Linked DNA regions of Homo sapiens: all the other regions are linked to region 1. Evidence: chromatin loops called from intact Hi-C (ENCODE). Cell type or tissue: dorsolateral prefrontal cortex. All regions are shown on one strand.

Region 1 (5,000 bases):
GAGGTAGAGCTCAGCTGTGAATGTGAGAGCTGGAACTCAAGTCCCCCACTCATGGCCAGACAGTGCCGTCAGAGAGCATCCCACAAACTCATCAGGGAGCCAAAAGTTCTTGGGCTGGGAACCTGCCTGAGGCAGACAGGTTAACACTAATGTGGGAACCCTTGAGCTTCCCAGGGTCATCTTTGCAGCAGGAGTCCAGTTTTGGCAGAAAGGGGCTGCCCTTGCAGATCTTATGTAGAGGCTGCAGGGGAGCAGGAGCAGGCTGGAAGGGGAGTGTCCAACCCAAGGACACACCCAAGGGCAAGGTTCCAGACAGAGGTCGGGCACCTCATCCCGGCCCATCTCGGATTGGGGAATGCTCTTGAGGTCTTTGGACAGCCATGGGTTGTCTATTAGGAATTATTCTCCACTGGTGATTCATGCTGATAAAATCTCCATCTCCTGCAGTCTCATTAAAGCAAGCACACACTCAGAGAAGTGTGTTTCTGGTGGCCCATGAGTTTCCCAGGTAAAATACAGGGCTCCATAACTCCCAGATGGAGAGCAGCTGGTTATCTTTGCCCAGGAGATCTCCAACACAGGCCGGGGTCGCGGCCCATTCCACCCGACCTTGTCAAGTCCTCCCTTCTGTCCATGCTTGGAATCCAGTGCCTCAGGCAGAGTGGGGCCACCTGAGAGGGCTACTCGTGCTGGATGAACACTGTGTGTGTCTAAGTCTGTTTACAGGGTCTCCCCAGCCATAGCCCTTGGAGAAGCTTCCCTGTCCTCCGCAGGGCCTGGATGTCACTGCCTCCCTGTTGAGATTGTCTAGTGAGTCCCACAGTATTTGCTTCTCTTCCTGCAGCACTCCTGACCCAGTGCACTGTGGCCTGAAAATGCTCCCTTCTGACTCTTGGAGGCTGGGCTCAGTGTCCCTCTGTCCCCAAACCTTCACACAGGGCTCAATGTGTAGTTGGCACTCAAAAACCACATGTTCAATTGAGGAACAAAGTAGGTAAGTTAAACAAACAAACAAACAAGAAAAACGTATATGGAAATATGTGTATCAGAACTAAATCAGAGAACTTGAAAGTTTTAAAAAGATGTTCAGATAAACTTGGCATGACTTCTCTGGGTTATGTAAGCTTCTGCTTTGAATCTGTCTTACAGCAAGGAAGATGCATGAAAATAGAAGATATCTATGTAACGTTCAAAAACCGCAACATGCCATTTGCCTACGGCGACTTATGGAAACGTTTACAAAAACATTTTGATGGGAATGCGTACACTGAGTATGCCAGTCATAAAGGTGCTTTTCTTTTTATTTAATTTTATGTTCTGTTATGTTCTTAATCATGAGGCTAGATTGCCAATGTTTGTTTCCTTAGCTTCAAATCAGAATTTATAATATCCTGGATGATATATAATTGTACTGTTCATCCTAGCTTTGTTTTATGTTTAACTCAATCACTTTCAAAATAAAGAACTGAATAAATATATCTCTTCTCATTAAATTAAGTTTTAGTCACAGACCATTGTGGAAAATACTAAAATCTGAATAAAATCAAACACACCACAAAAAAGAGGGACATAGAACAATAAGCAATAAAAGGAACATATTTCATTTTTAATGACATAACATTTTAAGCAAAGCAGCTTGTGCCTGCAAGCGAGCTGGAGGAGCAGAGACAGGGGCAGGTCTCCCCACCGTAGCGGGGAGGGCACCCCTCCTTCCCACCCGGCCTCAGGCAGCTCAGCCGCCCTGCATGTAGTCAATCTTGGTGCAGTGGGAGACCTGACAGGGGCCTGAGGCCGGGTGGCCTCCCAAACCTGGATAGGAGAAGGGAGAGGCCACCTTAGGGGTACCCCTCTGCAGCTTCACCCCCAAAACTTGTCCATAAAAGGAGCCTGCAGTGCAGGCAGCCACCAGAAGGTGTCACTGCGGCTCTTGCGCTGAGCCTGCGTTCGCCCCGCCGGGTCCTCCCCAGGGAAAGCCTAGATCCTCTTACCAGGACCCCCGGGAGAAGCGCCCTCTGCACTGCCGGGGCCCACTGAGCGGGCATTGCACGGAGCTTCAGGGTGCTCAAACCAACAAGCTCCCAGAGCACACAGCAACCAGGCCCTCCTACGTAGGGAGAAAGGCAGAAAAACAAAAAGCCCTTGCTTTTCGGGGGCACACCACTTAGCCCATAGAAAGAGCTTGATCTGTGTGTTTGAATATGGAACGCATCATTTCTTATGCAGTACTTTCTCTGGGCGTTCCTTAAATGTTTGACCTTTCTCTCATTTATCACATATCATGTGCTCCTACACAGCATTCCTTTTTGGATCTCGGTGGAACCCGGCAGGAAGGACGGAATAAGGGGCTTCCATCAGACCTGCTAGGTGAGGGCAGAGCCTTCTCCTACGTTGGCAAGCAGTGTGTCACCCCTAATCTCACCCTCATGACTTACTGACCATGCCACCAGCCCTTCTCTCTGCACTTCCCTCCCCGTCTTGACTCAGCAGCATTTGCATAGGAATAACGTTTCTTAGAGTTGGGAAGGAGAGACCTTCTGACAGAGAAGCCCCCAGAGCAGATTTGCCAAAGGATTTAAAATGAATCCATAATATTCATCCATAATTATCCTTAAATCTTGGGTGCTGAAGGACAAAGCTTCGTGTATGAAATAGCATTTTCACTCGTAAGAGCAACAAACTATGGTTATTTTCAGACTGGGGTGTTTGGTAGCCATTTTCTTGAAAATGAATGGAGTCTGTCACTTCTAAGAAAACAACTGGCAGTATTTGTTGCCAATACTAAAAGTCGAGATTTCCAGTGGAAATTGGAATTTTGGAAAGCTCGTATCCACCTTCATGAGTCTGGTAGCTTCTCAATATTTAAATACTTTTCTAACACAATTGGTTGGGAGACTAATAAATGTGGTTTTTGTAATATCGTGTCAACATTTGGATGATCAGCATAACTCTGTGAACCAATATTTTCCAATGCCTGAAGTTACAAATTCATGCATGGGTAAAAGGTACATTTAAAGTACAAGATAAACCAATGTTTGGGAAGGTAACAAGATATGAATAGTATAGAGTTTCAGGTTCCACATTAGAATTAAACTCCAAGAAACTGCTAGTTGTTGAGTTTGATGTGATGTCAAGGAAGAGTATGCATCATTATCTGAAAAGTCTAATAAAATCACCATCCATTTTCATATCCAGCTCAGGGTAAATTTCCTTCACAGAAATTACATGTTGCAACAGATTGAATGCGGAAGCAGATATGAAAATCATCTGTCTTTTATTGAGCCAGACATTAAAGATATTTGCAAAAATGTAAAACAATGTCACTGTCCTTACTAAATTTTCTTTTTGGGTGGTATAATAGAGTTATTTTTTTAGAAATGTGTCACTTATGTAGGCTTTTTATTATATTTAGATTAATCAATAATACATATTTTTGAATGTCTAAGTTGAAATTTTTAATATAGTGAATAATGATAGAGATAATCCACATAAATAAAAGTTTTGGGTGGTGTTCCAATAATGTTTAAGAGCCTTGTGTAGGACTGAGAGCATTTCTGCAGTATTTGTGTGTCCACAGACCAGTAGCTTTACATCTTATACTACGTCAATTTACCCACTTGAATTTCATGGCTGCTAATGTAGATTCTATTGAGACTCAGTGGATCTTAAGAAATTCAGTTACTCACTAGGAATGGTTCCACTGGCAGAACAGGGAGGAAGTGCAAGAAGGGCTAGTCTCTTCTCAGTGTTGGGGAAGACAGAGCGACAGGATGGGTGTTAAAACACAATGAGAGGCGCCGTGATCACAAGGGTAATTTTTATATTGGAGTGCAGCCCAATGCAGTCCCCTTTTAGAAGTCTAAAAAACTGGGTCTAATTAAACTTCCTACTGTTGGTGATCATTTATTTTTATGACATTCTATTATGAAAATTCCAAATATACAAAAAAGGTTGAAAGGATTTTATAATGAACACTCATTATAGAATGAACATCACCTAGAATTAACGTGGTGAAATATTTACTTCATTGCTTACCTGCAGACATTAAATAAACCTATAGGGTTATGTGACTCTTGCTGTGGTCTAATTGCATGCATCACTCAACCCTGTATCAAGAAACCCCTTCCATCTCAATGAAATGCAAATCCTAAGCATCATGTTCAAAGTGGGCAGCCTACTGTTTTTGTGTGGGTACACCAGGATTTATTTAACCCATTTCTGACTGTTGACTGTTTGGGTTGGTTAAACTCTTTACTAATTTGATAAACATTGAGGAGCACCTGTTTTTCCTTAACAATGATCCTTTATTTTCCTTCTTAGACTTATAGGATTAAATCTAAGAAGCAGAATTCTCTAGAGTTTCTCTTGTGTATAGTGGCAAGTTCCATCAACAGCTTTTCCTTTGCAGACTGAGCCTATATGTAGATGTTGGGGAAAAGATGGAGATTAGTCTGAAGAGAAGAGCCGAGGGACCATGTTAGCTCCTTTCTGATATCCTGCCATATAGTACATTCTCAAAAAATAGCTGCCAAAGGAATGAATAACGAATGTTGAGGCCCAGCGGGAGATGTAGGCTTATCCCTGGAATCACTGATTCAAAGAATGAGAATCACAGAGTTGTGAGAGGTCAACTTTGGTTACACATGAAGACCTCTCTCCCCACCCCCTACCCTTCCCTCATATCTTTGTTTTTTCTTCCAGGTGGCACTGTTTTTTGAAATTATCATGGAAATCAAAGGTGAAGTGTAATTTGTTATAGGACTATAAAATTAATTATGATGAATACACTTTCTGAATCACTGATACTCTTTTTTAAAATAGCAGCTTTATTGAGCTGTAATTCACATACTATAAAGGTCGCCCTTTAAAAGTAGACAATTTGGTGGGTTTCAGTAACAATCTAATTCCAGACCTTTTCCATCACTCCAAAAAACAACCCTATCTGTGCCTTTTAGGTATCATTCCCCATTCCCCAATCCCAACCCCCGGCATTCACTAATATA
Region 2 (5,000 bases), 300 kb after region 1:
TCTCTCTCTGTCGCCCAGGCTGCAGTGTAATGGCAGGATCTTAGCTCACTGCAACCTCTGCCTCCCAGGTTCAAGCGATTCTCCTGCCTCAGCCTCCTGAGTAGCTGGGATTACAGGCACCTGCCATCATGCAAGGCTAATTTTTTTTTTTTTTTTTTTTTTTTAGTAGAGATGGAGTTTCACCATGTTGGCCAGGCTGGTCTTAAACTCCTGACCTCAGGTGATCTGCCTGCCTCGGCCTCCTGAAGTGCTGGGATTACAGGCGTGAGCCACCACACCCAGCCGATACTCAGTCTTTTAAAAGTGGTCAGGGTGAACTCACCAGCACCCACATGCCCACCTGCACATATAAGCACAGCGGAGCCAGCTCCCTCTCCTGTGACTCCACATCCACAGACTCTGGCTCCAAAGGGGAGTCCCCGTTTGCACAGCCAATAGTCCTGTGGGATGGCCAGGTCTGGAAACTCTATCACAGGCACTCTCATGGGACAGGAAGACTCAGAGAACATGACAGCTGCCGCCAGTTGCCCGGAAGGCAGCCCATGATGGTGGATGAGAGAGATTCTGTAGCACTCCAGAAGGCAAAGTATAGGGTCAGTGGACAGAAGGAAGGAGGAGGCTGATTTCAGCTTCCTGAGAAGCATCTGTTAGTCATAGGAACTGTTCAAACATGGAAGTGCCTCCTAGGGAAAATGCCAGAGCAGAGGGCAGGCAGTGCCTCTCGGGAGCACAGCAGGATTTCCACACGGGGCGGGAGAGGGGTGCTGAGGCTTCCACCAGGCCCGGATACCCTTTAAAATCCATCTGGCTTGCTACTGGAATGCAATTTATTCAAGGTTATCAACTAAGTCAGGGTCAAAGCTGGCACTGCAGTTAGCAGGGAAAAGACTTTTTTTCTCTTTGGTGGGGAGCAGGGGGATAGGAGATAGGGAGACTTGCCCCATCAATCAACTTGAGCATTTTCTTTGAAACCAGTACTGCCCATAAATCTCTACTGCTTGTGACTGGCATGCGGGAACATCACTCATAAATACATGGATGAAACTTGAGACAGTTTAAATCATAATCTGGAGGGCTTTATGCAGCTGAACAGTTTGTTTTCTAGTGAAAGGGCAAAATATGACATTTAATTTTAACAAAAAAAAAAAAAAAGAGCAGTTACCTCAATGGAGCATTGTTTTGTTACGATAGACTTATTAAAAACCCTAATCAGCCAGATGGCCAGCGTTCAGAACCCACCCAGCCCCGTATACAGTGTGAGAGCAGGCAGTGCGGTGTTCTCACACCGTTAGCCACTGGGGCATCCTCGTTCGAGTGATGCAAGGACACCATTCACTGCACCAGCGATGTAAGAGCAGACGCCTGATGAACACGGCCATGGTCGTAAAAGTACACAATAAACTCTCAACCAATTGGCCTTTCACTTCTTACCAGCATAGACAACACCTGTCTATAGGTTTACCTTATTGGGAGAAGAAAATATTAAACACAGGTAAGCAATGGCAATTGCCTCATTCTTCATAGACTCCTGTTTTGTATGATGACCTTCTCATCTTTTACATTCAAAATGTGCTACTTATGGTGTCACTCAGGAAAATTGTAGGGAGGTATGGCCATCGCCCTATTAAGTAAACTAGAGAGTATTTGGTGGCATTTAGTGATTCCAAAAAAACCTCAGAGACCTATTAGGACCATACAGAAGAAACAATGGAACTATTTGTAGTCAGAACCACTAGGAGACATGAGAGCTGAAGAGAGACATATAAAAACTAGACCAAAGCCATCATTCCCTTTATGGAGGGGAGAAAGTGTTGTGGCTATTTTCAAGCACATAAAATAACCAGTGAAAGTGGCAAAGGAAGAAAGGTCCCTCCTTCCTTACACCCTACAGCTTGGTCTCTGTATTTCCACTTAGACGTGACTCCTGCTGCCTCATCATTTGATTTTCCTTTTGGGCAGGGACTCGTCAGAAATAGTCTCTGCATCATCCCCACGCCACTTAACGTTTCACACAGAATGATTCCATCAAGTTCACTGAATGGCACGGACTCACGAAAGCATGCATCTGTTGACATTCTCGAAGTCTCAGGGAACTTCTAAAGCTGAGCTGAGTCCTTACAAGCAGGGATTTGCTTTGCAGCATGTGATAATGACACAGTCTGTTAGTTCCAAGAGCCTGTGGGGCCACCAGCAGTTTCCCAGAGCAGTTTCTGGAGCAGCATGCCACATCTTTGTGCACCAACCTGCAAAGGGAAGCTCCAACCCTGCTCAGGGGCCAGTGTGGCCAAGGAGGAATTGCACCAACAGGCCAGTGGGCTGCATTCAAATAGGTGCCACCCCACCCTTTCTTGCTGCAAAATAAAACCAAAGTTCACATTAGACAAATATGCATAATGGTCTTAGACAATCTCTTCTCCTGGGAAAGCTCTTGACAACAAGCAGTTAGATACAAAAATGTTAAAAACCAACTGGATTTTAAACTCCCCTTACTGTCACATAAATCAAAATACACATTTTAAAATAATGTAGTTGCCATTTTTCCTTATCTCTTGGTTTATGACCACATTGTGGAAAGTCTAGTGTTTAATTTTATAGCATTACTAAAGGTTATAATAAATTTCTACTTAAGAGAAGAAAATCTAAAAAGAGAACATTGTTCTTTCTTCAATAAGCTTTGACTGCACAGAGGTAGCAGGAATGGCCACCTTTTGCTACAATAGAATACAGATCCTTAAGGAAAGAGCACTCCCAGCTCCCTGGTGATTGGTGCAGACATTTCTATTCTCCGTGGTGCCACCTAGTGGTCAATAATCGAACTGTGTCTTTGTTCACAGTGAAGCACCATTGTCTGCCAGGACCCAGACCTATGCCCATGGCAGGAAACCCTTTCACTCTGCATCACTCGCCTTCATGCCATCTCAGGACCACAGTCTTGGAACACATGTCTCCTCTCTTGGACATCTAACATAGAAATGCAAAACAGTGTATGTCAAATGCCTTTAGGTTTCTTAACAGCGTAAGAGGTGAACAGTTATATTCTTGATTTGGAACTATATCTCCAATTCAATGTTTATTGATCCAAATTTTCAAATTGGAATAAAAGTGTTATAACAGCTATCAATAGAAACTTTGAAATTATAGCCAACATAGTATCTCATAACTGGGATTCAGCTTATAAAATAACAGAACGGTGATGGAGACTGCTATTTGTCCACCAAAATCCGTTTTGCCAATTTTCTACAACAGAAGGGCTGCAGGTGGGAGCATGGTCTCTGTCAGATGGGAACCCCGCTTCCAAACCACCTGTAGCTGGCTGTGGCCCCAAGACTCAGCTCTCCCCAAAGGAAATGTAGAGAGCAGTAGGGGTGCCCTTCAGGCCTTCCTGCTGGCTAGAAAGAGCATGTATGGCAACCTTTGCAGCCTCGTGTTGGGAGTGACAGAGCCTTCATTGTCTTCTGCTTCCCTGAATGGCAGAGGGCACCAGGGCAGCCTGCCAGCCTGAAATGCTCACTTCAGAGTTCTTATATGAAGAATTTCCATATTTTCCAATTCAGTGAATTAGTTTGAGCCTGCTGTTACAGCAGCTTAGCATTCCCCAAATGGCAAATCAAGATCTAAAATTGTTTTAATAGTGGCCACAGGATTCAAAGTTCATTTGTGTATAGGGTTCATTAATGGTTTTATTGGTGATGACGGTTGCATTTAGTCTAAGAGCTTTTCAGAAATATGTACTATAGCAACACAAAGATAGTTAAGAAGCAATTTTACTTTATACGATATGGCATAGTTTTATAGACAGTGCTAATCACTTATCAATTTTGATGAGGCCCGCGAACTTACTGGTTTCTAATAGACTAAATCGGTCTTAAGCACTGTATAGGTAAAGTCATAGCAAATCTCTAATCTCTAATTGTTTAAAGATGGTGGCTCCTGGTTTCCAATATGGCAATTTGACTTTGAAAAAAAAAAAAAGTACTTTCACAGGTTGCAACAAATCAAAACAATGACCAGACACTTGACATGTAGCCGGACAGTTGGGAATTTATAAATTAACTTCCCAAACTTCAAAGATGCTACAACTCCTGGTTGAGCAAGAAATAGCTCATTTCCTGTTCAACAGGCTTCCAACACTGAGTCAAACAGAGCAATCAGATGATTCAGACCTCTGCTGAGTGGCCCTAATGGACGCCTCCAAAACTTACAATGAAAAGCATACTCAAAAATCTTTACCCTCGTCTAAACTGCTCAGCAAGGCTCTGCCATCTGTAATTCTGAGCTCTGCTGTGCGGAGATAGCCTGGTGTGGACTCTTGTCCCTATCATCTCCATTCTCAGATGCACCGTAAATGGGAACACCTGGACTTCCTTGGAGAAATCAGCGCTTCTCTTATTTTGTCCCTGCGTATTTAAGATCCATGTGTTCTGATGCGTTATCATAGTGAGTCATCACAGGAGTCCAGTAAGACAGGACTTTAAAATTCAAGGCTGGCTCTGCAGATGGAGCAGATGAGCACGAAATGCAGCCTCACCACCCAACCACGGGCAAAGCCTGTATGCTTCCTCAGCTTTGAGAACTGTCGGCAGATTCACTGTGAGAGTGAGTATACAAGCCGCCTCCCAGTGGATGGAGAATGCACTCATGTCCTGTAAGAAGCCCGGTTGCAGAGGCCAATGCACACATCCTCTCGAGTTGCAATGGGAGCGGACTGTCATGACTTTCCTTCTGGTAGTGGATGTGCATGGAAACTTCCTTTATTTCTTCATCAGTGGGACTTCTTTGAGGCAAGTAAACATGGCTTTTCTATGTCTCGATTAAATGGCGAATGTCCTGAACTACACCGATTCCACCTGCTGGTATGATAGATTTCCAAAGAATAAGTACGTGGTAAGATTCCCAGACAACAACACCAGTTTTTACTTAGGAAACACCTGAAGGACATGAGCAATGGGAGCCCCGAGGGTGACCTGGCGGCCAGGACACCTCTCTCCATCACAGGTGCC
Region 3 (5,000 bases), 470 kb after region 1:
TTGACATCATGGGACCAGCTCTTACAAGCAGGTGACAAAGAACAGCCATCTGACGCCACGGAAATCGCAAATTGTGTGGAAGAGGCGCAGGCAAGAGCCCGGGGGGAAGGAGGGGCCCGGGATCGTTCCGGGAGCGCTGCCCGCACCATCTCACCCGGGGACCCACTGGCTGCCCGCGAGGCCGGCAGTGAGAACAGACGCTGGGTGCAGGCGCGGCCTGTGAAGGGGTGGCCCCTGGACGCACACCGGCCTCTCTGGAGTCGAGGTTTGCGTTGCTAGCCTGGCCTGAAGAAGGAAAAGCATCCCGAGAGAAGTGTAGTGGATTCGCGGGAATACGCATCCCTCCCAGAAGGCTTCCGTTTCCACCTTTGTCCAAGTGAGGGCTGGGCTGCTCGCAGAGTCCGGGCCCAGGTCCGGCGCCGTCTGGGCAGGGCTTCTGCCCGGGCCGCTGCGCTCCAGCCTCCGGCCCTTGGCTTTCAGTGCAAAGGGCGTCTGGGGAGCACAGGGGGCGCGCGGAGAGAACTGCCTCCCCTCTCCAGTCCTCGACCTAACACTCCTGGAGGCCCAAAGGAAACAGTGACCAGCCTTCAAGCAAGGGTCCTTGGAATCTGTCCCCGGCCACCTTTGAGGTCTGATTTCCTGCTGCCCCTTGACCGGCTGCCGCCGCCCCGCGCGCACATAGGTCTCACATCTTGCACTCTGACGCCCCGGTCCATGCTGCTGCCCACGCGGGTCCCCTGGCCCAGCCTCTCCACCTTCGCAGCTCGAGCTCACCCCAGACTCCGTGCCCACCGCCTGGTCGCCGGGCCCTGCTCCCCTCACCCCCAGACTCAGCCCCTCGCCCACTCCTGTGCCCCCAGATCCTCCTGTTTCCCCTGCGCCACTCCAGGGTGAGCAGGCCCTGGGCTCCGCAGACAGGGCTTAGTGAAACTGTGAGTGGTCGAAGGGATGGGCGAGCGGGAAGGACACGAGGCAGAGGAAGGGGAGCCCTAGGCAGCCCGACCAGCTGCAGTCCTCCCCACCGCTGCTCCCATCAGATCCACACGCAGGAGGGAGGTCCAGGCCCAGGCCGTGCCCTGCTCATAACTTCACATAGGGACCTGAGTAGGGGCAGTCACACACACGCCACACACCATACACACACAACACACACAACACACCATACACATACTCCATATAGTCCCGCCACACGCTACACACCATACACACACACGACACTCCATAGACACACAACACGCCATATACACACAACACACCATATACACACACGCCATATGCCATACACACACACCATACACACACAACACACCATATACACTCACGCCACACACCATACGCTCACACCATACACACCCAACACACTATACACACACACACCACACACCACATACACACCCCACACACGCCACACACCATACACTTAGAAACACGCCATACACACGCACTAGACACACACATGCCACACACCATACACCCCCAAACACGCCACACAGCGTACACACACAACAGACACACCACACTCCATACATACAAACGCACCATAAACACAACACACTACACACACACGCCACACTCTATACACCCCCCACGCGCACCACACACCATACACACACTACACACACGCATCCATACACACATCACGCACACACAACCTCATACACACACACACCACACATACCCATACACACCCACACACTGCTCCATCCTCCCCGCACAACTTGCTCAGAGAAGCCTCCGGAAGCCGCCCAGACCTCTCCTGCCCCAAGGGGCCCTTCAGCTGATTCCATCCCACGATCCTCTTCTTCTCCATGTGAATGCTAACGGAAAGTAACAGCCCCTCTGCTCGGACCTTATTAATATTGCTTGAAGCAATGCAAAAAACTTGAGATCCTACTGAGAAGAAAGCTAATTTCAATAATAAAACTTTAGATTAGCAATGGGTATTAGTTTCCTGCTAGATGTCATAGTTTATTTGATCATTCAAACTTCTAAAATGCTCTAGAAAAATCGCCTCCGTTAAAAGATTGTAGCATAAATACTCTAACTTGCCTTGAAATATTTTAAAGCTTCCCTGTGTCCGCGGACTCGCAGGTCATGTGCGCGCGGCCGGGGAAGGCAGCCCCCCCACTGCTGGGCCCCCGGGGCGCGGGCTGGGTAGGGCCCGGAGAAGGGAGCCTGGGGCTGCCACGGGGCTGCATTTCCCCGGGGCTGGGTGACGCCGCCGTCCACACTGCCCGCCAGCGCGGAAGCCACCGTTCACAGCCGGCTACCCACTGCTGGGAATGTGGCTGGCACACGGGGGACCTGGATTATTAATGTTTTTCGACCTTAATTTTAAAGTGTGATAAATGTCTAGTCACCGTTTCAGACAGTGCAAATCATAGGAGTGAAGACCACAAAAACTCCGGATTCCGGGCCAACCGGGAAACACTTTGGGCACGGAGGCCTCTGCCAAGTCTTCCTTCTCCAGCAGCATGGGGCATACGCCTAACTATTCTCAGGGTAAACATGGAAATCCTAATCGCATCTGCCTCACTCCTGCCAGGCGGTGGCTGCTCCGAATTTTCCACCACCCGGTGCGCTTGGCCAACGTTTCTGGGGCATTTGCGCTCAAGGCCAGAGAGCGTGCAGGAGATGAGACCATCAGTTTCGGCCTGCTTAAGGGACCACCGTCCGAGCTGAAATGAGCAGAGCGGGTCACTTGGCTCACTTTTCCCCGCTGGCCGGGAGGGGAGGGATGCCTGCAGCAGCACTGTGGCCCTGACTCGGGACTCTGGTGTCCGGAAGCGCGGTGGTGGGTGCAGGCTGGCTGCGCACTAGGGAGGACCTGAGGCTGAGCGCAGCCTCCCTGGCTCTGAGCAACCTCAAGGCCGCGCAGACCTGCCAAGAGGCTCAGGAACACTCTGCAGACATGAAGCACTTTGTCTTCCCTAAACGTGCTTCGGTGAATCCGGGGCTTTAACCAAGCTCTAGAATGCCCTCCTGTCAGTCTTCCCCTCGATGCACGAGGCCACGGCGCCACCTCGTGGACATTATTTTCAGTCCCCATGGCTGAATAGCGCGCATAGCTAGCTTCCTGTTGCATGCTTGCTATATATTCTATCTATGCAAATAGGGAGAGGCCAGGAGGTTTGGCACTTGGACATTATCGATGGGCTAATTGCCATGTGATCATTTTTACCTGTTTCATTTATCACATCTGTTGTGAAGGACGATAAAGATACTACCAAATGTATGTTATGTAGTTTAAATGCGTTTATATTTCTGAAGCTCTGGTTTCTGTTTCACTAGGACGAGGATGTCTGCAGCCTTTGTGGGGTCAGGACCTAAGAAAGCAAACATGTGCTGGAGATGGTCCATTTGCAAAGGGTGATGTGGTCCTGTGTGAGATGTGTGCCCGAGAGTCCAAAGCATGGCCTGGCCAGACGGAACTGCCTGCAGTGGCTGCAGACTGATGGCCTTCTCAACAGGCCCAGAATATGTCTGGTCACGTTTTCAAACCAAATATGCAAGAAATGTGTGTTGAAATGTCCTTATTTGTATGCTGCAAGTACAATTTTAGCAAAACTAAATCTGACTCTTTATTAAATTGGCAGAAACCTAAGCACAGAACATGTCTGTGAACCAGACATTCTCTGGATCTCTTTCCAAGTCCCTCATACTAGGGTCTGGGTGGTGAGATGGCCTCATTTAGGAAAAGGAGATCTCATACATTCCATTATGGTTCATTCATTCACAAGCACACACATAAGTTCCTCCTGAGTGCCCAGTGCCGGGATGACAGGGAGTATATGGAATTACACAGGACACGTGTATCATGCATGTGTTATACATGATTGAGACATATATGTCCAAAAGACGCTCTGTGGGGAACACAGAACTTCAGCTGGGAAGTCAAAGGCAGTGGGGCCACAGCAGGCTGGTGCAAAGTCTCTGTCTTCAGTGACTGAGGACATGAAGGATGGTGTGGCTGCGTGCCTACAGGGAGATCGGCGGGACCAGACAGAGGAAAGGGCAGTGGTGTCCCAGGCAGGCTCCATGTCTCCAACCTTGGGAACAAGGCTCAATTCAAGTTAAATCAGGACAAGGGAGCTCTGTGAGGCACGTCCCAAAGCAAAAAAAAAAAAAAAAAATTGAAGTGACTACAAATCTTGAGATGAGTAACTGTTATGCATGGTTTTCAATGGACTGGCTAATTGGATCTCATGTAGCAAAATGGGCAGAAATTTCATGTTCATTTTTGTATATAAGGTGCCAGAGAGGAAGTAATAGGTGGTCTCTACTCTCACTGTTGATGGAAGTGAAACTGGTACTATTTTTCTAGAGAACAGTTTGAAAATCTGTATTAATATCAAAAATTTATGTTTTGTCCAATTCCTGGGATTTGTTCAAAGGATATACGTAGGTGCTTGGACCAGAATGTTATCACAGAGAAAAAAAATAGATGTATCGTGAATTTTTTTACAGAAATCATATAAACACAGGATAACCACATGATGGGATGTGCTATATCACAAAGTTTCAAAACAATGTTTAATGACATGGGAAATGTTTTCAATGCTGTATATTTTAAAATTGTAAAGCTATTCACAAAAGTTTTCAGTGAATGAGGCCACTCAAAAACTATAGGAGACTATGTGTGCATACACACAGACATACACATATGTATTCATGAATGTCTACACGCAGGGACACATAAACATGATACACACTAAAATATTAACATTGATTCTCTTTGGTCTTGGTGTTATCATAACCATATTCCGCACTTTGTAATTTTCTATGTTTTATAAATTTTTAAATCATATTTTGATTCTTGCCAATATAAAATGTGTTACCTTAAAAATTGCAAGTCAGCCAATACATCTGGTTTCATGAAAGAAGCTTTGAACTTGACACTTTGAACTTGACAATGTATAGCTATGCATGCTTGTACATATATACAAACACATCTCAGTGTCTAGTTCAAAACTTCCAGATATGTATGTATCCAAGTTACC

What was found. Peaks named below come from ENCODE experiments on the same cell type or tissue, not always from the same donor. Only the 100,000 strongest peaks of a DNase experiment are listed, where the experiment ranks them.
Region 2: it touches region 1 in a loop (9-fold over the local background); 27 of 110 quality-filtered maps call a loop at or near these places.
Region 3: a loop joins it to region 1, with 14 times the contacts of the local background. A loop is called at or near these places in 35 of 110 quality-filtered maps.

Annotation. Positions count from the first base shown.
Region 1 is chr15:27,355,931-27,360,930 of GRCh38, reverse strand. The region is part of intron 5 of GABRG3 (gamma-aminobutyric acid type A receptor subunit gamma3); the gene reads right to left. Among named protein-coding and RNA genes, the nearest start is that of GABRG3-AS1, 200 kb to the right of the region's middle. RefSeq lists an enhancer at 1,931-2,431. In dorsolateral prefrontal cortex, CTCF peaks have their summits at 1,710 and 1,910 (motif pointing right); a DNase peak (open chromatin) is centred at 1,930; H3K4me3 peaks cover 926 bases; H3K27ac peaks cover 1,492 bases.
Region 2 is chr15:27,057,599-27,062,598 of GRCh38, reverse strand. The region is part of intron 3 of GABRG3 (gamma-aminobutyric acid type A receptor subunit gamma3); the gene reads right to left. All of the region lies in intron 2 of LOC124903449 (a long non-coding RNA gene), which reads left to right. Among named protein-coding and RNA genes, the nearest start is that of GABRG3, 89 kb to the right of the region's middle. RefSeq lists an enhancer at 3,708-4,907. In dorsolateral prefrontal cortex, CTCF peaks have their summits at 2,587 and 2,787 (motif pointing left); DNase peaks (open chromatin) are centred at 2,818 and 4,577.
Region 3 is chr15:26,889,560-26,894,559 of GRCh38, reverse strand. The region is part of intron 6 of GABRA5 (gamma-aminobutyric acid type A receptor subunit alpha5); the gene reads right to left. Among named protein-coding and RNA genes, the nearest start is that of GABRA5, 25 kb to the right of the region's middle. In dorsolateral prefrontal cortex, CTCF peaks have their summits at 2,828, 3,032 (motif pointing left) and 4,856; a DNase peak (open chromatin) is centred at 2,999; H3K4me3 peaks cover 1,297 bases.